Linked DNA regions of Homo sapiens: all the other regions are linked to region 3. The links are chromatin loops, found by intact Hi-C in ENCODE. Cell type or tissue: MCF 10A. All regions are shown on one strand.

Evidence for each region. Peaks named below come from ENCODE experiments on the same cell type or tissue, not always from the same donor. Only the 100,000 strongest peaks of a DNase experiment are listed, where the experiment ranks them.
Region 1: a loop joins it to region 3, with 17 times the contacts of the local background. A loop is called at or near these places in 39 of 110 quality-filtered maps.
Region 2: it touches region 3 in a loop (4-fold over the local background); 28 of 110 quality-filtered maps call a loop at or near these places.

What each region holds. Positions count from the first base shown.
Region 1 is chr9:27,193,681-27,201,680 of GRCh38, reverse strand. TEK (TEK receptor tyrosine kinase) reads right to left here. Exons shown (of 23, transcript NM_000459.5): 12 at 4,082-4,366. It also overlaps the pseudogene RNA5SP280. Among named protein-coding and RNA genes, the nearest start is that of TEK, 88 kb to the right of the region's middle. In MCF 10A, no CTCF peak of the experiment used is centred here; DNase peaks (open chromatin) are centred at 3,280, 5,110 and 7,080.
Region 2 is chr9:27,179,800-27,187,799 of GRCh38, reverse strand. It overlaps TEK (TEK receptor tyrosine kinase), which reads right to left. Exons shown (of 23, transcript NM_000459.5): 7 at 7,432-7,560; 8 at 4,190-4,341; 9 at 2,171-2,315. Among named protein-coding and RNA genes, the nearest start is that of TEK, 75 kb to the right of the region's middle. In MCF 10A, no CTCF peak of the experiment used is centred here; DNase peaks (open chromatin) are centred at 3,059, 3,919 and 6,219.
Region 3 is chr9:27,029,131-27,037,130 of GRCh38, reverse strand. The region is part of intron 13 of IFT74 (intraflagellar transport 74); the gene reads right to left. Among named protein-coding and RNA genes, the nearest start is that of LRRC19, 27 kb to the right of the region's middle. In MCF 10A, a CTCF peak has its summit at 3,121 (motif pointing left); a DNase peak (open chromatin) is centred at 3,120.

The DNA of each region.
Region 1 (8,000 bases), 160 kb before region 3:
TGACTCCCCCTTGTTACTCTTTAGGGGACTGTGGCAATTTATGAGAATTAGGTATTGGATTTAGAACCTTCCAAATCTGATTGTTATGTTCTATGTCTAGCAGATGGTACAGTATCCAAAAATCACAATTAATCAACAGTATGTCTTAACTTTCTTTACATCCAGTACCAAGTCTTTTGTATATTTTTATAAAAATATACAATAGCCTTTCTTCCCACATGAGATTGAAGGAGTAATAGAAATACCAACATTTTCAGATTACTATGATCACATAGTTAATATTTGTATAGTTGTGGCTCAAAAAATTCAACTTCATAAACCAGTGGTCTTCTAAGCCTGTCACAAAAAGCAGCAGTGTCTTTTAGAAGCTTGTTAGAAAAATAATGAATATAATTTTTGTGCCAACTAAAAATCATAAATTTGCATCTACCAACTTACCATTTTATGCCTGAAAGGAGTCATTCTTAGGGATAGCTCAATAAACCTTTGATTTAAATTCAGCGGGTCTGGACCCAGCAATCTACATTTTAGCAGGTTCTCTGGGTGACTCTACAATAGATTCTAAAATGCTTTAGGAAACACTAATCAGACCTTAAACAATTTAGAAACGGGATATCACTACTTAAAGAACCTCTAGAAGCATAGTTGCTTTGAAGCAGTGGGTCGCCCATCCAAAGAGACAAGTGCAAGACATTTGTAGCATGGTGGGGGGAAAAATAGAACTAAAATGTGGATTAGAATCCTAATCCCCATGCCGTACTAGTTCCATAATTTTGGGCAAGTCACTTACCCTCCTCTGTGCCTCAGGTTCCTCATCTGTTAACTGTGATAATCATTCTTACTCTACTTTCCTCAAAAAGTCATTGTAAGGGTCAAATACTCCCCATGTAAATGTTTTCCAACAGGAAAACATAACACACATATATTATTTTTAACATATGATTGGGGTGATACGCCAAATCTAATTCACTCCACTTCTTACCCCTGGACCAGATGTAATTGCTAGGCTGGAAACCAACACAAACTTTATAACTGGAAGTATTAATTTTACTTATGAACATACATGATCAATGACAACACAGCATATTAACAAATATTTTCAGGTAAAAATGAGATGTTCTCATTCACATCCTCCTTCCTCGGATTTCCTGACCCTATAGGGATCAACTCCTACCCTGCCAATCTCACATCCCTACTACCACCACCAGCATTGACCCTCCATCAAACTTCATACAATCATCCAAGGCAAGTCGACTCCCAGTGACTATTAACTAGTTTTTGTTTAATCCTATAAATATGATAATGATAGTGTGATTTTGAGAGTGTATCATTCTAATGAGGATGAAACTTATGTAGTTTAGGTGAGTGAGCACCTCAGATAATTTTGAAATAGGAAATAGTGATTCATCCCATAGTTACTGACATTTCACAAGTTTATAGTTAATATGCTGGAAATGGTACAGGAACAAACAGATCAATGGAAGGGAACAGAACATCCAGAAATAGATGCAAAATGAATATGAGAACCTGGCATATGATACAGAAATCATCACAACTCACCATGGGGACTACTCAATACGTGGCATTGGGACCACTGACATGCCATATGTGAATAAATAAGATTAAAATAAAAATATTAAAATATACTGCACCCCAAAATAACATTTTTATATCTTAAAGACCTAAATACACAAAACAACACTAGAACTACTAGGAAAAACACAGAGAATATGTTTATGACCTTGGGATAGGGAATAATTCCAAAATGCAAAAAGTATAAATCACACAGGCAAATACTGACAGGTCCAGCTGCATCAAAATGTCAAGTGTCTGTGGGTTAAAAGCCACCACAAACAAGGTTACAATAAAGGGATTAGGAGAACATATTTGCAATACACATAACAAAGTATTTAGATTACACAAATAATTTTTACAAATCAGTAAGAAAGACAACCTATTCCAAATGAGCAAAGGATATCAATAAGTATATCAAAAAAGAGGACATCCAGTATATCAATAAGTATATCAAAAAAGAGGACAATTAACATAAAAAGATGCTCACCTTTGCTAGCTATCAAGGAAATCAAAATTGAAATTAACAATGAGGCACCATATTTTGCTTTTGAGATACGCAAAGTAAAAAGGTGTGACACTATCGAGTGATATAGGGAAAGGATATAGACATAGAGATGGGTATAAGGAAAATGGCACTGTCATACACTCCTGAACATAGTACACACTGACTAACCACTTTAGAGGGAAATAGCCCATGAGTTCCACCACCGGACTTGTTCCTAGAAAAACTCTCACACCTGTCTATGCACATGGAGACATGCATAAGAATGGGCATTGCATTTTGTTCATGATAGTAAAAAATGAAAAAACCTACATCTCCCTCTAAAAGGGAGAGGATGAATGACAAGATACATTCATAAGATAGAATATTATACAGAAGTTAAAATTACATGCATCAAAGCTAAATAAACATGGATCGATAAAATTCATAATGTCCATTCAAAAAATGAAGAATGATATGTATGCATGTGTATACTTTCAGAGATATTAAAATTATAGAACATTGGGCTTGGCACAGTGGCTCATGCCTGTAATTCCAGCACTTTGGGAGGCGAAGGCGGGAGGATTGCTTGAGCCCAGGAGTTCCAGACCAGCCTGGGCAACATAGGGAGATCCCATCTCTACAAAAAAATTTTTAAAAAAAGTCAGGTGTGGTGGCGTGTGCCTGTGGTCCCAGCTACTCAGGAGGCTGAGGTGGGAGGATTGCTTGGGCCCAGGAAGCCAAGGCTGCAGAAGCCATAATGGCACCACTGCTCACCAGCCTGGGCAACAGAGCAAGACCTTGTCTCAAAAAATATATACATACAACATTAAATTAAAATATACTTAACAAACTCATAATTTTGGTTGTCTCTTGGGAGAGGGGAATAGAAATAGATAGGGATAACAGTTGCAGGAGATACTGATACACCTGTAGTGGGTTATTACATAAGTCAACAACAAATGCTGAAAGCAAATATGACAAAATGTTAACAGTTGTTAATTCTGGATGGGAGGAATGTGATTGTTCGTTGTGTTACTGTTAGCATGATTCTGCACCTTGGAAATTTCACAGAATTAAACATTATATATGAAGAATTCCTAAACACTGACAAAACAATTCAGACTTTCATAAGTCACTGATGCAATAAAAGAGTGGCCAAAGAAACACTGAGCCAGCTTCCACACCTGTTCCTGAGGAAGTGGAGAACCAGCTGCAAAGACAGCCTCAGACTCTGGGAGGTGGCAAGGGACCACATAATCTCCCATCCAGGCCTGACCCTGCTTAGCTTCCAGGATCAATGAGATCCAGTGTGTTCAGGGTGGTAAGGCCATAGACCACATGATCCTGACTTCAGTGGTAGTTGTGTGTGGCCAAGAAATAGTTTACCTTTCCAAGGGTTCCAAATGCACACAGTTCTAATTTCAGTGAATCAAAATAAAACTCTCTGCTTAGTTTAGTAATGAATAGACTTTCAATACTACAAAGAAACCCAAGAAATTCCCATTAATTTTAAATGACCAATCTGAAATTGAGAAGCCTGAAATGCAAAATACTTTGGAAAAAAAAAGTGATTTTATTACTCCTAGATAAATCTTTTAACTTTTAAAATTACCTGTTTTCAAGGGGTTTCAAGCAAAGTTATTTGGTTTTTATGGTTAGGTAAGACCCATCTGGAATTAACTGACATCTGTGTACATGTAGATATATGATAATTCTTCAAAACTACCCCATAAATGGTTCAACAAGCCCTAGAAAAACTTCTTGTTACTAATTTACTAAATAAACAACTGCACACCAAGGGAAGGTAAATTTTAGCACAGACCTGCCTGAATTATTGCAAATCCAAATATATGTTATATATTGCAAGTTATTAAAATGATTAGGTGGGGGGCACTAATTAGCCTTCTCTCACAACTAACTTTCTTTCATAATTTCCAATAGTCCTGCAGTGATGTTAGCTAAGTCTGCATGGCGGTAGCCCCTTATTGCTCAGATGAGGCTGGAGCAGCATGAATTACTTACTGTCACTAAGGGTCCAAGCAGTGAGATCTTCACTCCATTCCCCCTGGGCCTTGGTGTTGACTCTAGCTCGGACCACGTACTGCTCCCTGGGATGTAAGTTGTTAAGTAGCACCGAAGTCAAGTTGCCTGGAACTTTAATATTCTGCTGATCACTTTTTTGCACAGACCTTCTCTCCACTTCAACATAAAAGTCATCTTCCGAGCTTGGAAATATTGGTTGCCAGGTCAAATTTAGAGTGGTCTGACTTTTAGGCAGGAGATTTAGACCTCTTGGAGGAGGGAGTCCTAGGAGAATCCAGAAAAATCATTATTTTTATATATGGCTGATATAGTTTGGATTAGTGTCCCCACCCAAATCTCATACTGAAATGTAATCCCCAGTGTTGGAGGTGGGGCCTGGTGGGAGGTGATTGGTTGATGAGTGTGACTTCCCATGAATGGTTTAGTACCATCCCCCTTGGTGCTGTCCTCCTGATACCGAGTGAGTTCTGATGAAATCTGGTCATTTGAAAGTATATAACAGGCCCCAGTGTGTGATGTTCCCCTTCCTGTTTCCATATGTTCTCATTGTTCAATTGCCGGGGGAGGGGGGAGGGATAGCATTAGGAGATATACCTAAAGTTAAATGACGAGTTAATGGGTGCAGCACACCAACATGGCACGTGTATACATATGTAACTAACCTGCACGTTGTGCACATGTACCCTAAAACTTAAAGTATAATAAAAAATAAAAAATAAAATAAACAGGAGCTTTGTCAGAAAATAAAATGTTAAATAATTTCCATGGAAAAATAAATAAATTATGAAACAGTAAAAAAAAAAAAAAAAAAAAAAAGTGTATAGCACCGCCCCCCCTCACTCTTCTGCTCCTGCTTTCACCATGCAAAGTGCCTGCTCCCACTTTGCCTTCTGCCATGAGTAAAAGCTCCCTCAGGCCTCCCCAAAAGCAGATGCTTCCTATACGGCATGCAGAACCATGAGCCAATGGTTACTGTTTTTACTGTTTGGCTTGGTAAAAAGCCAAACCTCTTTTCTTCCAAATTACCCAGTGTCAGGTATTTCTTTATAGCAATGCAAGTACAGACTAATACAAGGGTGGAGTCAATGACAGCGCTAAAGGGCACCTTTTAAGAGTAACCTTGGCTTCTAGAATAAGATACCACCTCATAAGCTATCAAAGAAACACAAGCAAGTGGCCCATATGATACTTTTTTCCCTACCAAAATGATTCATTACATTATTTATAACAGCAAACAATTGGAAGAAACCTAAACACTCAAAATAGGAAACTGCTTTAATAAATTATGATATAGCCATTCAGTGGAAAAATAGATAACTAGGATAAGTATGAAAGCCCAATAAAGAGACTTCAAGTACATGTAGGCATGCTAAAAGTTATGTCTACAATGGTGAAGGATAGGAAGGAAACTGATAAAAATCAAAACAGTAGATTTGCCAAGGTTATGGGATTATGGGAGAGTATTTACCGTTTCTGTTACCATTTTGAGCAATACATTGTAAAGCAATTTAGGGGTTCCTTCCCCTTAGCAAGATTTTCAGAAATCATACAGCTGTGGTGGCAGGGCCAGGCCTATTCCTGCTCTGATCACATCAAGGTATCCGCTATGACTACGTGATGCCTGGCCATAATCACCCACAGGAGCCTGGGCTACCAAGACATCACTGAATAGAAACAATATGGGTTTTAAAATCAGAGAGACAGGAACATGCCACTTTACTTTTGCAACCTTGGGCAAATTCATAATCTCTCCAAGTTCACCTGTAAAATAAAATTAAAATATCCATCTTCCAGACTCAGGAGTAATAAGTGAGAAAATGGATGTGAAAATGCTTGGAAGGTGTTAGGGGCTCTATTAACACTGGTTTCCTCCCTCCCTTCCTTCTTTCGAGATGTCTTATGTCACTGGACAAAGGAGGAAATAGTGTGTTTTCAGTTAATAATAGTAAATTGATTTTTAAATTCCAGATATGAAGTCCTTCCAAAACGTAGGATAGAGATCCTCTAATTCATGCATTCTCAGTAGGGACACAATCACTCCTATGGGGCAAAAAAATTTGTTCTTAGTGTATGAGAAAATTTCAGATTACTACAATTGTTTACAGAGGACCATAATACAGAAACAGATATAGAGCATATCTGTGGTATTAAAATTTCACGGGAGGCAGGATCTACTAGGATAAACGTATCTGAAACAGCTCACTGGGGATGAGCAATACATTTTTTTTTAAAGGTTGAGAAACACTGCTCTTACTCTTGGTTCGAGGTGAGAGGAAGGGTCTGTTTCCATCTACTGGGAATTAAGTCCCACCAGCCTGGTTCTGACTACCCTCAGACTAGTGAGAACCAGCAGCTAGGCATGCATTTTCTTGGCATTATGCAAAAGGTCTGATGGCCCTTTCTCTGTAACCTTTGCAAATGGAGAGAGGTGATGCCATCTCCTCTTGTTAACCTCTGAAGTTTAACCTCCAAAATAGCCACCCAGAGTGGTTTAGGCAGGTTTGCAATGACAAAGGAGAATGGGGAGTTGATATTTTGGAGAATACATTTACACCTCCTAATCCTGTGCCTGGTACAGAAGAGTAACTCAATAAATAGTCATTTCCCCTTTTCCCGCCCTTTGGGAACATGATTACCCCATACGCCTCCCTGTCTGCCCCTTTCTGCACTATGTTCAGAAAGTGTTCTCTTCCTTCCCCTCCCGGACTCCCTGGCCTTCACCATCTCAATCAACACACATAAACAGTGCAACTGCCAGACGAAATGAAAAGCAAACAGCAGCAAAATTCAAATGATGGGAAAAGAAGAACCTTCAATAATCCCCTTCCCGCCTACCCCTGAGAACTACTTTGAAATATTCTGAGAGACCTCCTGGCTGCAACACATTCTGAGGGCTGAAGACAGTACAGTGTGGGGCTGTGAAGTGTTTTATGTTCTGTTCCATAAATACTTTCCATCTGAGTCAGTTTATGCTCTTCCCCTCTTGACTCACCAACAGTGACTTGAGAGAGAATTAACTACCATTTGCCTTTTAGCAGTAACATGATGACATATCAGGGATCCCTTGGGTCATGGTTGTAGAGGTCCCTTTTTCCTCTCTATATAGTTTCTGGGTTTATTTTTTATATTCACAACCAGGTGGGTCCCCAAGCAGCCATTTCTTACTTGTGTGTAATGCTTCTATAAGTCTCAGAGTAGCTTTTGAGTCTCATTTGGTTCTTTAAGGATGCTGCTAGTAACATAAAAACTAGGTGGGTGGTGTGAAGGAAGGATGTTTCTGTTAAGGGTGCACAATCTCTGCAGAAGAAAAGTGGATGTTCTTCCTGGTTTTTTCACTCAATCATAACATATCCTTCTACTTTTAGTAAATGGAGTAAAACACAGGCAAATATGTGAACTGGGATAATAAGCTGGTGCCTTTGGGATTCTAGGTAGAAATAATAATTGGAGAAACAAAAGGATATGGAGCCTGGACTGGGAGTGGTGACTCATCCCTGTAATCCTAACACTTTGAGAGGCCAAGGCTGGGGGACTGCTTGAGGCAGGAGTTTAAGACCAGCCTGGGCAACAAAGCAAGACCCCGTCTCTACAAAAAAAATTTTTTGAAGTAGCCAGATGTGGTGGTGTGCCTGTAGTCCCAGCTACTCAGGAAGCTGAGGTGGGAGGATGACTTGAGCCCAGGAGATAGAGGCTGTAATGAGTGTTGATCAAACCACTGCACTCTCCAGCTTGAGTGACAGAGCAAGATCCTGGCTCTAAAAGACAAAGATATGAAGCCCGAAGATTTAGTATGGTGATGCATCTTACTGTTATTAAGTACTCTGAGTCTCTACTTTTCAATCTGTAAAATAGGGAAGATGATAATTCTTACTTTCCTAGGTGATATAAATCAAATATA
Region 2 (8,000 bases), 150 kb before region 3:
CTAATTTAATCTCCCTGTGAAGATACAGGGAGACAGTGGCCATCTACAAGCCAAGGAGAGAAGCCGCAGAAGAAATAAACTCTGCTGATGCCTTCATCTTGGACTTGTAGCCTCCAGAATTATGAGAAAATAAATTCCTGTTGCTTAAGCCACTCAGCCTGTAGTATTTTGTTATGGCACCCTAGCAAACTAATACATATGAATATACTACAATTTGTGATTAGTGTATCCTTTCTAATGTTGATGGACATTTGAGTTAATTTCAGTTTGGGGCTACTATGAATACAACTGCTCTGAACATTCTTGAAGATGTCTTTTTTGAACATAATACAGCCATTCTTTTGAGCATATACCTAGGGGTGGAACTGCTGGTTCCCAGGCTAAGTAAATGTTTAGGTTTAGTACAAGTTGCCAGTTTTCCAAAGTGACTGTATCAATCTGTACACTGGTGTTAAAGCCTAGTATCTGTTTTTGTAAATACTATAATAAAAGATGCTGATTAAATTGATTAAATTCCCTAATGGCTATTTACATTTTATGGCTGCCAGTCAATGTGACAGCAAAGAGACAGCAGTGACTTAGGACTGGAGAAGCTTCTACACATTGATGTTGTGTGCCGTGTCTTTCACTACAAACTAAAAACTAGACCCAGTGACTCTTCTGTGTATTCACCACATGGTTTGTTTTGGACGTATGTCCATGGGTAGCAAACATTCCCAGAAGCTTAAAAGTAGGGTAATTTTTCTTGTCTGCATATCATTTCCTTTCTTCCAAGAACATTCAAGATGCAAGAAATTATTTTAATCACGTGAATGTTCTACCAAATAAAACAGATTTGGGCTCTTTCCTATAACCAAAAGTAATAATAAGAAGGAGGATTCTGAGGTGGTTCATATGGATTCTCAGGGCACAGAATCCAAATCTATGGGGTTGCATTTACGCTACTGTTGTTATTGGCCTTTAAAAAACAGATTATGTTCTGAGTATTTACAGCATTTCATTTATAGAAGTTACCTCTGAGATCTCCCAAGAGATTACTAATGAAGTAACGAAAGGGGGCCAAATACAAATCAACTTTGGTCACCTCACAGTCTCCTCCTCTGTAACACAAGAGACTCAGAAAGCAAAATGGTCCAGAAGAGATAGTGCTGGGTTTGGAGTCAGAAGATCCAGGTTTAATACTAAGATTTGTGCTTACAATGTGTGCTACTGTATAAAGTTGACCCTTTGTATCTGTGGGTTCACATCTGTGGATCAGCCAACTGTGGATCAAAAATATTCAGAAAACAAATTGTGTCTGAACATGTACAGACTTTTTTTCTTCTCATTATTCTCTAAACAATACAGGATAGCAACTATTTACAGAGCATTTACAATGTATCAGAAATTACAAGTAATCTTAGCCTAGTATCTTTCCTAGAATATATGCCAGAGAGCTGTTAGGTATTCTTGTCTAAACAGGTGATTAAGTAACTTGCGGATTTAAAATTCCTTGCTGTAGCTACGTACACCAGCCAAGTTAACGTGGACTTACCTCCATTTTAGTTCTTCCACTCAAGCCACAAATCTACACACAAACACTCAGATTAATTTGAATTTTGAAATACTAATTTATAGCAGGAAAAATGCCCACAGCCCTGAATGTGAAAAGACATTCATGTTAATTATATAGCATAGCCTGGGCTTCTTATTAAGTGAGTAATCCTCAAAATAGGGATTCTCCAAATAATTCTCTACAATAATGAACAGGAAGTCACAACGGCAATGCTAACCTTCTTGTGAAATATAATCACTACCAGATATGTTGTGCCTGACACAACTCCAAGTATTGTATGTGTTTAACAAGGCTTCACAATAACCCTAAGAGGTACCTAAATTATGCTTCATTTGCAAATACAGAGACACTCAAAAAGGTAACTTCATTTGGTCAAGGCCACCCACAAGATTATGAGCTGTTAGGGACAAAATCAAACCTGGGGCTGTGTGACTCCACAGTTCATACTCTTAATTTCTTCACTCTAGTTTCATGCATATAATTTTTTAAAGGCTTACTATCCTGGAAATTACCCCAAAGGTATTTTAGTGGTCGCATACATTTCTGTCTAGAAGCAGCAATACAAAAACATAATGCATCAAGGACACAATCCCTTTTTCTGGGAAATGAACTTACCTTTAACAGAAATGTTGAAGGGCTTTTCCACCATCCCAGCCACTGTGTTCACACTGCAGACCCAAACTCCTGAGTCAGGGGGGAGGATCCGGTGGATGGTGAATATGGCTACTGAGAAATGATCCGTATGGTTAAAGTCTTTTGGCTGAAAAGGTCAAATACAAAAAAATAAAAACTTCTAGGGAGGCATAAACGCAAAGGTCCATAACATTGACCCCATCTCATTGTTTAATAAGAAGTTTCCTAGGAGAGATCAAGAAGCTAAATGTAATGCTAATATAATTATTGGCTTATTTCCAAAGCTATTGTAGTAGCCCTGAAAGTTTATTTTGGATTGATGCCCTGTCAGATCCTGCTGTTGTATTTGTGTGTTTAGGAGTACGGGGTAAACACTTACAAGCAAGACACCTGAAGCATGATTTCTTTTAAACTCCTCCTCATAAGATTTGTTCCTTTCCTATCTAACACAGAGATGGCTGCGTGGGAGGACAAAGTGACTTCCTAAGTGTTTGAGAGGCTGTCAAGTGGGGAGTACTGGAAAAATCCAGGGTTCTGAAGAGAGATGGACCTCTGCCATTTTTTTTTTTTTGAGAGACAACAAAGTCTTGTTCCTTGGCTCAGGCTGGAGTGCAGTTGAGTGATCATAGTTCACTGCAGCCTCAAACTCCTGGCCTTAAGTGATCCCCCCACCTCACCCAAGTAGCTGGGACTACAGGTATATGCCACCATGTCCAGCTAATTCTTTTTTTATTTTTTAAGAGATGGGGTCTTGCTATGTTGCCCAGGCCGGTCTCAAATTTCTGGCCTAAAGTGATCCTCCCACCTCAGGCTTCCAAAGCACTGGGATTGCAGGCATGAGTCACCGTATCTGGCCTCTTTGCCATTTTTGACCAATTCCTTAGTTACTTAACTTCACCCAGCCAGTTCCCACTTCCGCCAAAAAAAAGAGACACTAGGCAATGTTAAGTAAGAAGTTACATATAGTTATGGCCAACCTTACTAAATAGTAGCCATTACTTTCATTAACTCATGAAAAAGCCAATAAGATTTTGGAAGCCATCAATTGGCTTCTTCTACCTGATGGGTTGTTTGAGTGGAATCAGGGACATTGAAACGTGGACCCTAGTAATGGTACATTCTACATATTCCTCCCTCAGAAGGTCACTCATACCTGCCTCTGGTCAAGCTGATTTTGGTCATCTTTGATAGAAAAATAGGATAATAAGTATTTCTAAATTTTTAGATTAAAAAATACATCAATATCCTAAGGATCACTTTCAACACAAGAGAAATTTGGGGTGGCTCCTGTCTCTGCTGCATTTGGTATAGTTGGGAGAGAGAAGGAAAGCATGTTCGAAAAGTAGCTTGATCCTTTTAAACAAAAAATAACTGCTGTGATATTACCTGACCATGGGTGAGCATCAGCAATGAAGGCAAAGGGAAGAGGTGGGTAGAAACCCAATGAATGCATTCAGACCTAAGGGATCCCGTGGATTGTAGTTTCAGAACTGGGGAACTCTCCTCTTCTATGCTCCCCTAAACTGCTGCTCCAAAGAGCGTAATAGGAGTGGACCGGTCATCAAAACTCCATGTCCTGGTTGCACTTGGTAGCACGTAAATCTGCTGATTCATGGGTTGCAACACCACCTTACTCTCCTGATATGAGTAGTTAGAGATATGGGGACACTGCGAGAGCAAAGCTTTGCACAGATTGACACGTACTTCTCCCCATACCAGCTGGACAGTCCTGCAGGATGTGTGCCATCCTTGGCACCCAGCTCTGTCAGTTCCCCAGGAGGCATATTCCCAACCATGCAGAGCAGTACTGGCCAACAGAAGAAATCAGTGAGGCTGCAGTGAGTCAGTTCTGCCTCTCCAGGAATAGGGCATTTTATCAAAGCCAACAACACACTAGCCTAGGAGGATAAAAGCACTGAATGGTATCTATCATTTAGTGGGGTGATTACTACACTGAAGCATCTCATGCTTTAAGAAGGGCAAATTAAGAATGGCTCTTACATGGAGCACTGTCCCATCCGGCTTCACCAGGGTCATTTCTTCATTAGTAGGTAGCGGCCAGCCAGAAGCTTTGCAAATGGGATTAAATTTACCACTGTTTACTTCTATATGATCTGGCAAATCCACTATCTTTGGGGTCATCCTCTGTATGCCTGAAGGAAGAAAACAGCACTGTGAAATCTAATATTTAACAGAGCCAGCAGCAGTAGTAATAATAAAAATAGCTACTTTAGTAAGTCATGCACCGGGCAAGAACTTTGCAAATATTTTACTGTTTTGTCATCACATAAGACACCTGTGATGTGGATGATATTGTGGTCTCCCATTTTATGGATGAGGAGACAGAGGCTCACAGCCCAGATTCAGACTCAGATCTTTATAAATCCAGAGTCCACGCTCTTTGCCATGAGGCTGTGCTCCTTTCATGGACCAGGGAGGAACAGTCTCAATATTAAAATGATTATCATGGCCATATCTCCCCTAGACTTTGCTGTTCAATCCCCCTCTTTCTTTTTACATGAATGATTACAAAAATACAACAAACAAAAAACTAGTTCTTCCTCCACTCATCAAATAACCCCATGGTATTGCTGTTCAACAGCATTGACCTCAGTTTAGATATACGAGAGATGTCTCATTCATTGGGAAGTCTGCAAATAGCAGATAACTAAGAGGAAAAGGTGAATAAAGTTGCTCACAAAAGAAGTACATCAAAGAAGTGAAATATAACTTCCCCAAATCAGTATCCACTCAACAGCCAAATCAAAAATGTTGCTGCCAATATTGAAAGAAGGAAAAATGTCTGTAGTGTCAATAAAGGTAATGGTGTCAGGATTTCTTGCCTAACATCTACACAGTAGAGAATGAATAACCCTGAAATATACCAATTTTATTCTGAACCATAGGGACTCAGGGAACTGTGGACTATTTGTAATTGAATGTGAGACATGTTTGAAAATTGTCCAACACTCAGTAAACAATGTAGGCGATAGAGGTGCCCTCAGAGCAGCAGTAACTACAGACTGTTTCTTATCGGTGGTGGGAAGAGGCGGGGTCAATAATGATATTTTATACTGATATCCTACTTCTCAGGCCTAGAATGAAATGGGTAAAGGTGTGGAGGAGAAGGGAAAGAGGTCTAATACTTACAAGGTTATTCCTTGATATATCTGTAAACTTGGAAAGATTATGGAAAACGTGCCAAGTTTTTCAGCCTAAGTAGCTATTTGAATAGGAATTGAAAAACATGTTTTGACACTTTTAAAGCATTTCTTTCCTTCATCGTCCCCTTGTATTTTCTGAAGCTGGGTGGGGGTGAAGGTGGATGTGCTGGGCTAAAGTGGAATCTGGGAAGGGAGCTACTCTCTGAAAGCCCTAGTGACACCCTGGTTAACCTGTCTTAGATTCTCCCATCAGAATGCACTCCTTTTGCAGCATCAGCAGAAGGGAACAGACGGGAAGGAACAAAGCACAAAATTCAAATCCTTAAACTTGTTAGCTGCCCACGTTCAATACAATCCCCTAGTAGCCCCATGGCATTTCCTTCCCTTTCTAACCACTCCCTGATTCCTGCCCTGTAGTAAAGTCCAGGCTTGGCAAAAGAAGAAAAAATATAAAGTTTAAGGACTTTGAGAAAACACTTACTGGCATCCCACCCCCACTCCCAATATTTGTTCTGATTTCCAAAAGTAACAGAAAAAAAGGCCATAGCTGTATTATTGTGAGTGTAGATTTCACTGGATATGTATTTATTTCAATGGCATTTATATTTATATGATTGAAAAAGCAATACATATTTATTAAGTTTGAAAATACATATGTCTGCTTCTTTTAATTTTAAAAAGTATATTCTACGACAGTGGATAGCAAACATTTTCTGTAAAGAGAGCAAATACAGTCAGCTTTGCAAGCCATGTTTTCTGCCCTTGTAGTACAAAAGCAGCCACAGACGACATACTATAAATGAATGGAGGTGGCTGTGATCCAAAATTTTTTTCTTTATAATAACAGATGGTGAGAAATAAAAAAGGAATGAAGTACTGATACATGCCACAACATAGATAAACCTCAAAAAAGGTGTGGCAAATGAAGCTAGTCACAAATGACGACGTATTATACAATCTTGTTTACAGCATATAAAATGTCAAGAACAGGCAATCTACAGAGACAGAAGATATGGTTGACCCTTGAACAATACAGGCTTCAACTGCATGGGTCCACTGACATGTGGATTTTTTTCAATAAATATATTGGAAAATTTTTTGGAGATTTAGGATAATTTGAAAAAACTCACAGACAAACTGTGTAGCCTAGAAATACCAAAAAAATTAAGAAAAAGGTATGTCATGAAGGCATAAAATATATACAGATACTAGTCTCTGTGTTAATTGACTATGTTATTGGTAAGGCTTCTCGTCAACAGAAGGCTATTAGTAGTTAAGTCTTTGGAGAGTCAAAAATTATATGTAGATTTTCTACTGCGAGAAGGGTCAGTACCCCTAGCCCCCATGTTGTTTAAGGTCAACTGCAAATAAATGGTTGTCAGAAATTAGGATGATTGGAAAATGGAAGTTTCTATTAATGGGTACAAGGTTTGTTTTGGTATGATGAATATGTTGTAAAATTAGATTATGGCAATGATGGCATAGCTCTGTAAATATACTAAAAACCACTGAATTTACATTTTAAAAAGTTGAACATTATAATATAAAAAATGTATCTCTATAAAGCTGTTTAAAAAAAGATAGTGGGCTGGATTTAGTCTGTGGGTTAAAGTTTGCTGACTCCTGCTGAAGAGTAACTTCTGAACTAGAATGACATAAAATTTCATTTTGAGCATAATCTTTTCTATTTGTTTTATTCTTTCTATTGCTTTAAAAATATCCCCTGTCTAAATCCATCCCAAATTGCTCTTTCTCTGTTACGCATGTCCAGGGAAAAGGTTGGTCCTAGAGAAGGGAGCAGAAAAGGTAGGAGAGCTCTCAGCTGGCCAGTCATCACTTAAGCTGCTACAAAGAGCACGTGGTTTATGCCTAGTGCAAAGACAAATAAAGCCTACTATTAGGGTCAGTAGAGCAGAATTAAAATGCTGTGCTTTAGGATTTAGGATAAACTATTCCCAACTTCTGGATGGAAACAAAAGAGGCTTGAGGATCTTAGAATGCCGGCACAAGAATTACACTACCAAAGCTCAGTTCAGACATGCTGAACATGGCCCTGACTACAGTGTTACCTTGCTTTACCTTCTCTCTCACACTGGAGCCCCTGCCATCCTGGAGAGCAGAGACATCCTTGGAAGCGATCACACATCTCCCCATTGTTGCAGCTGCACCTAAGCTTACAATCTGGCCCGTAAAAACCAGGGTGGCATGCTGTAAACAGAGACATCAAAAAACCAGTATTAATCCAGGGGAAGAGAGGAAACTAAGACTGCAGGTGTTTAGTTTTATTTTTCTCTCTAAGCCATCAACTTTGCTGATTTGTGTAAGGTAGGGGGTAATTTATCTGAATTACCAGGAACTTAAAAAGCTGGGGAGTTATGCTTCCAAAAAAAGTTGAATGAGCTCCTATCATGCCAACTTTCTTGTAGGTACAACTACATTTAGAAAATAACTTCCTGAAAGCACTTAAGAGTGGGATAGGAAGAAAAAAGACCTGGAAGATTCTGGAGGGGAATTGAAATTTGGAAGATGGGAATGATGTGTTTCCCAATTTTCAGCTTTTAGCCTAACTGTTAGGTACAGTTGACACCACGTATGGAAGCTACAACTCCAAAGAAAACCTGCAGTCTACTGGCCTGATGCATCAGAGA
Region 3 (8,000 bases):
CTCCTGTCTCAGCCTCCCTAGTAGCTGGGATTACAGGTGCCCACCACCACTACCGGCTAAGTTTTTGTATTTTTTAGTAGAGACGGGGTTTCACCATTTGGGCCAGGCTGGTCCTGAATCCTGACCTCAGGTAATTCACCCGCCTCAGCCTCCCAAAGTGCTGGGATTACAGGCGTGAGCCACTGTGCCCGACCAGTCTCTGCAAGCATTTTATCATGAATCACAGCAATAATTTTTTTTGCCATTGTAGGGGCAGCACTAAAACTTCCACAAATGTCAGCTTCAGCTTCCTTCTGTTTTATTGTGTCACTTTGGTAAATCACACGCCACTTTTCAAAAGATCTAAGAATTTTATTTTCTTGTTGAGAGACAGCACTTTACGCTCTCTCTTAGTCTGTAAGGGATTTCTTTCACCATATAATTGATTTTTAGGAGTCTTTTTTTTTTCACAGAAGCAAAGAGTGAACACAAGTAGCCAATGAATAAAATGCCAGATGAACACTGCTCAAACAGTGGGTGCTAGAGAGAGACTGAAGATCTGTGAAACAATGGGAGGCTATAGCAGGGTATTCTTCAGTTCAAATGGATTCAGCATAGTGCTTAGCACATGGCAGGTTCAAACTTGCTTTTTGAAACTTCCTGTATTTTTTTCAAGTATTTTCCATCCATAGTTGGTAGGATCTGCAGATGAAGAACCCGTGGGTACAAAGAATTGACTATATTACAAAATTGCTGTGGTAAAAAGAGTACATATAAGCTTAATGTTTTAAACTAACTTTGGCATTAGGTTTCACCCAATTTTCTAAATATACATTCTCTGGGAAATACAGTTGACCCTTGAAAAACAGAGGTTTGAACTTGGTGGGTCTACTTACATGCAGATTTTCTTCTGCCTCTGCTACCCCTGAGATAGCAAGACCAAACTCTTCCTCCTCTTCCTCAGTCTACTCAATGTGAAGACAATGAGGATGAAGACCTTTATAATGACCTACTTCCATTTCATTAGTAAGTGGAAAATAATAAAAATCTTTATAGTTCTCTTAATAACATTTTCTTTTCTCTAGCTTACTTTATTGTAAGAATACAGTATATAATACATACAAAATAGTGTTAACTGTTTATGTTATTGGTAAGGCTTCCAGCCAACAGTAGACCTTTGATAATTAAGTTTTTATGGAGTCAAAAGTTATACATGGATTTTTGACTGCATGGCACACTCAGTGCCCCTAATCCCAATGCTGTCTTGAAGGGTCAACTACATTTTAAATTTTAAATTACAGGTATGCAAACAAGATCAGATAATTCTATTTCTAAAGACAGGAGGCACTTTAAAAACTGTAATTATAATTTTTACATATTGTATAAATTGTATAATTTTTATTATCTAATTATGTAAAACAAAAGGACTATGTAGAAGTTTGTTCCAACAGAGTACTGTATATAAAATCATACAGTATAATTGGTAGTAAGCAGCATATACTAAACATATGGTCCTTAATCATTTTCGAAAGTAGTGGTTATAAAACTTTAACATGAATCAGAATCACCAGGAGGACTTACTGAAACACAAATTGCTGAGCCCTCTCCTTAGGGTTTCAAATTCAATAGGTCTGGGGTAGAGCCCAAGAATTTGCATTTCTAACAAGTTTCAGATGGTGGTGATGATCCTGGTGTAGATGTAATACCACCATTTTAATGAAAGATTCAATGTATAGTTTAAACAATTTCTAGATTGAACAATAATAATTCATTCTTCTTCAGCAGATATATGTTGGAAAACCACAGAATAGTAATGGATAGATGCCATTTGAAATCTCAGATACCAGAAGATAAACCACTTTGAAACTAAATAGGTTATTTTGTACATCCTGAAGGAAATACTGACGGGAAAATACTTTCTAATGTATGCTTTGGGAAAATAACTGCAGTAAAGTTATTCAATTTTGCTTTTATAAAGTAACAGCATTAACAATAAGTCACTAATTAATATTTATGAGCATATTTTAAATTGACTGCTATTATGAATGTGTTTTGTGTTTATATATGTTTACCATTTATGTTATTGGTAAGGCTTCCAGCCAACATTAGACTATTAATAATTAAGTTTATTTAATTATCTAATCTAATTCTCACAATAACCCTAAGAGGTAGGTACTGTAATTACCTCCATTTTAAAGAAAAAAAACTAAGATAAAGTAAGATTAAATAGCATAAATAGCATGTCCAAGATCAAACAGCACAGCCTGGATTTGAATCCAGGCATTCTAGTAACAGGACATGTGCTTAAAATAAAATGATTCTGGCCAGGCGTGGTGGCTCACGCCTGTAATCCCAACACTTTGGGAGGCCAAGGCAGGCAGATCACCTGAGGTCAGGAGTTTGAGACCAGCCTGACCAACATGGAGAAACCCCATCTCTACTAAAAATACAAAAAATTAGCCAGGTGTGGTGGCGCATGCCTGTAATCCCAGCTACTTGGGAGGCTGAGGTAGGAGAATTGTTTGAACCTGAGAGGTGGAGGTTGCGGTAAGTCAAGATCACACCATTTTACTCCAGCCTGGGCCACAAGAGAAAAACTCCGTCTCAAAATACATAAATAAATAAACAAATAAATAATAAATAAAAGTATTCTGTCTTTAACATTGTTTATTTTACCCTCCATAATTAAAGAAACAATGGTCCTAACCAAGGCTTTAGAACTCTGAGTATGAAAAAGTATACTATAGACAAACCAAAGTATTATATTTTGTTATTTTACTACTTTGAATGACACATATATATTATGCAGAAAGTTACAATGAATTCATTCAGAATTTAAGACAGTAATTCAATATTCCTATAGCACTTTGCATATATTTCTATTATGACATATTTACCACATTGTAGCAACTAGTTATTTATATGTATTATGGTATTTTAATAATCATATATTTGGTTTTACAATCAACTCCACATTTGGGAAAATACTTGAATCTGGAAAGTAATCATTTTTGGTGAGTAATAATGCCCAATAATCCCTCCTGGAGAGACATATGACAGTGACCGTACAACATTTGTTAACTCTATTTGTCAATCCTACTGTGTATATATTAATAGATGCTCAGAAAATTAGCCCCATCTTGTGGATCGCGGTGGTACTACAAATTCAGGCCTAACAGTCAAAACTTCGGAACTGTCAGTGATGTGTACCTTATCTTGACTGACAAAAACTAAAAAACTTATGGCTAGCATTGGTAAGGAACCACCTTCACATACTGCTTTTGGTTGTATAACATAATACAACCTTTTCTGGGAAGAAATTTGCAAACCAGTTGTAAATATAAATAATATTCCATTCAAAATTTCACTTCTAGAAATTTATTCTGTGGAAATAAACAGACAAGTTATAAACATGAATGTACTAGTGCAGCACTGTTCTTGGGAGTAAAAAATTAGAAACAGCCTAAATATCAATGTGGATACAATGAATCCTATGTAACAACAATCATAGGGGTAGCTAATGGTTGTCAGAAGCGCTTAATGTGCACCAGGCACCATTTTTTTTTTTTTTTTTTTTTGAGACAGGGTCTCACTTTGTTATCCAGGCTGAAGTGCAGTGGCATGATTTTGGTTGGAGTGATTTCGGCTTACTGCAGCCTCGACTTCCGAGGTTCAAGTAATCATCCTACCTTAGCAAATAGCTGGGACTACAAGTCAAACACACATCACCATGCCTGGCTAATTTTTGTATTTTTTTGTAGAGACAGGTTTTCGCCCTGTTGCCCAGGCTGGTCTCGAACTTCTGAGCTCAAGCAATCCACCCCCCTCAGCCTCCCAAAGTGCTAGGATTATAGGCATGAGCCACCACACCTGTACCAGGCACCATTCTTAAGTCTGACTTTAGAGCCCTAACATTGACCACTATGCTATACCATTTCTCAGAATGAAGTATACATCCTCATAGGGAAGAATGTATATTATACAGTTAAATGAAAAGACTCAAGCTCAGAAGAACTGTATATTAGTATTACTCCATTTAAAAATATGTTTATCAATGTATTAAAAGTCTAAAAGCCTAAACATTAAACTGTAAACCATGATTACCTCTGAAGACTTGGATGAGGAGAAAGGAGATGACATTTTACTTTATATACTTTTCTGCTTGCATTTTTCATGTTAAATACATGCCAGATTCATATTTAAAATTACAATTTTAAAAAATTAATCTGAATCTTTAAAATAATTTTAAGTAGTTTAAAAGACTTTTTTTTTTCTTTTTTTTCTTGAGATGGAGTCTTGCTCTGTCGCCCAAGGCTGGAGTGCAGTGGCGCGATCTTGGCTTACTGCAACCTCTGCCTCCCGAGTTCAAGCGATTCTCCTACTTCAGCCTCCTGAGTAGCTGGGATTACAGGTACACACCACCATGCCTAGCTAATTTTTGTATTTTTAATAGAGATGGGGTTTCACCATGTTGGTCAGGCTGGTCTCGAACTCCTGACCTCATGATCCGCCTGCCTCAGCCTCCCAAAGTGCTGGGATTACAGGCGTGAGCCACTGCACCCGGCCAGGACACTTTTTTTTTAAGCTGAAAAGGATGACCTCCTATAAGCTGAGGCTAATTGCCCAGTTAATGAAAGCATGAGGATGGTCATTTAAGGCAAAACACACAAAAAAAATCTTTTTAAAAATAAGTAAAATGATCTACCTTCAAGGTGCTTAAAGTTTCAGAAATTCTAGGTAATTAAGGCTTATAATTGTCATTTCCTGGTATGAATGGCACGTTGAACATGCACATCTAATTTTGATCCTCCCGCAAACCCCACTAAAACTATAGCAAAAAGAATTTTTAAAGGTAGAAACCCCCAGCATATAGAAATAGGAGACAACAGCAATAACATTTTGGAAGCTGAAAGGAGATGGAGAACTGGTAACTGACCTAGCAGACTTGAGAAAGTTGAAATCTAAGCCAGCATTGGGTGAAGCTGAGAACTACCCTGATTTCAAAAGGCTCAGTATTTTTGCATAGAAAACTGATCACTTTTTTTGTGATTTGTGTAAGGCTTTGACATGTCTTATAATAGTAATGCTGTTCTTTATAGAATTTATTCAATGTAAGGGAATACACTAGTAAAGAGTAAAACACCAGGCACAGTGGCTCACACCTGTAATCCCCACACTTTAGGAGGCCAAGGCAGAAAGACTGCTAGAGCCAAGCACGTTGAGATCAGCCTGGGCAACAGAGCAAAACCCTGTCCCTACAAAAAAAGTTTTCAACAATTAGCTGGGCATGGTGGTGTGCACCTGTAGTCCTAGCTACTCAGGAGTTTATTTTACATTTTATTTTATTTTATTTTACATTTTATTTTATTTATTTTATTTTATTTTATTTTATTTTATTTTATTTTATTTTATTTTATTTATTATTTTATTTAGCTAAGGCAAGAGGATCACTTGAGCCCAGGAGTTTGAGGCTGCAGTGAGCTATGTTGTCACACCACTGTACTCCAGCCTGGGTGACAGAAAGACCCTATCTCATTAAAAAAAAAAAAAAAAATGAGTAAAGTTAAGGGCCTGATTTCAGCTAAGTGGTCGAAGAAACTATTTACTCTGAAGGACTTCAATATAAGATATAAACTCTCAAGTATTAATCTGTAGTAAGAATAAAAGAATTTCTTTTTTTTTTTTAAGACGGAGTCTCGCTCTGTCACCCAGGCTGGAGCATAGAGGCGCGATCTTGGCTCACTGCAAGTTCCGCCTCCTGGGTTCACACCATTCTCCTGCCTCAGCCTCCTGAGTAGCTGGGACTACAGGCGCCCACCACCAGGCCCGGCTAATTTTTTGTATTTTTTAGTAGAGACAGGGTTTCACCGTGGTCTCGATCTCCTGACCTGGTGATCCGCCCACCTCGGCATCCCAAAGTGCTGGGACTACAGGCGTGAGCCACCGCACACGACCTAAAAGAATTTCTTAACAGATTCCTTAACAAAAACAAGCTGGGCACAGTAACATGGACCTGTAGTCCCGGCTACTTGGAAGGCTGAGGCAGTAGGACTGCTTGAGCCCAGGAGTTCAAGGCCACAGTAAGCTATGATCATGCCTGTAAATAGTCACTGCACTCTAGCCTGGCCAACACAGCAAGATTCATCTCCATTTAAAAACAAAAAAGTCACTTGGCTATATGTTAGAAGTAAGCCTTGAGGATAAAAACATCCTTATTAAAAATAGTATCCCATGTTGAGTGAAAATATAAGCTGCTATTGTCCACTTGGTGTGTTCTGCTTTACTTGGAAGAACAATACTTTTTCTATTACTTTCCCTTGCTTATACAGAGCCAATATTTTAAAAAGCAATAATTAAGCAAATATGCAATTGTTGGCATTTCAACTAAGAAAGGAGAAATCAGGATGGGTTCAGGCTTTTTGGAAAGTAGCATGACATCTGCCAATAATACTCCGCTTTACTAATGATGCAGAGCTTGTAGCCAAATTCTGACCATATAACTTTCATTAGAGCTATTTCTCATTGTTTCTAGTTAGCACACACATACACAAATTCCTTCCCTGCTAAAATATAGAACAGTGTACCCTTTTTTTTTTTTTTTTTTGAGACGGAGTCTTGCTCTGTCACCCAGGCTGGAGTGCAGTGGTGTGATCTTGGCTCACTGCAACCTCCGCCTCCTGGGTTCAAGCCATTCTCCTGCCTCAGCCTCCCAAGTAGCTGAGATTACAGGCATGCGCCACTACTAAAAATTTAAAACTTAGCTGGATGTAGTGGCAGACGTTATATATTCCCAGCTACTCAGGAGGCTGAGACAGGAGGATCACTTGAACCCAAGAGTCTGAGGTTGCAGTGAGCTGTGATTGAGCCACTGCACCGCTATGAATGTTTCCTTAGCCATAACAAGAATACATGTACATGTGCACACTGTTTATACCATACCTAACTCATAAGAATATACAATCAATTCTTGATAATCCAAGAGCATAGTAACTGGTTTGCAGTTAAACTATGATTAAAATGCTATGGAGAATCTACTTTTATCTTTCTTATTAGGGAGAAGCTTGTTAGGAAACTGATGCTCAACCTCCTCCTTTAACCATAAATAACAATGTAGCCCCCACACCCAAACCCCCACCACAGTATTTCTACATAGTCAAACCCCAAGCTCCCTCAGGTGTTCTGGTACCTGCATTAGTTCTTCAAATTCCACTCCTGGGGAAAGTTGGGGAGGATAAGGTTAATCAGTCTTTGCTACTTCATTACTAGACCTGGGTGGGGAATTAATTCTGTCTGGATTATTTGTGTGGTATTTGTGATTTGATTTTCATCCCCTCTAACGCTACCAGTTACTGCCATTAGTAGTTGACTATATTATTATTATTTAATTAATTTATTTATTTATTGAGACCGAGTTTCACTCTTGTGGCCCAGGATGGAGTGCAGTGGTGCGATCTTGACTCACCGCAACCTCTGCCTCCGAGTTCAAGTGATTCTCCTGCCTCAGCCTTTCCGAATAGCTGGGATTACAGGCCTGTGCCACCACGCCCGGCTAATTTTTGTATTTTTAGTAGAGATGTGGTTTCTCCATGTTGGTCAGGCTGGTCTCGAACTCCCGACCTCCGATGATCTGCCCGCCTCAGCTTCCCAAAATGCTGGGATTACAGGCGTGAGCCACCACACCCGGCCGACTATATTGTTTATAGTAAACTATTGACTATTACTAGGAAGGAAGTGTAACTTAGGAGGAAGTATAACTTAGGAATCTCTAACAACTTTAAACATTTTACTTCTGTTTTTGTAAAAAAAAAAACAAACTGCTTGGCAAAGCTAAATAAATTTTATGCAATCATTTTAACTCATAAGTGGTCAGTTTAAATCATTGCTTTAATATTACTCATACAGTATATATTTTAGTAAAGTTAGTAATATCATAGAGAATTAAATAATAAATCCCAGGTAGTTGAACAGTCTCTGAGACACCAGTTAACACTATATTAATACTGCTAAACATCTGTTAATCT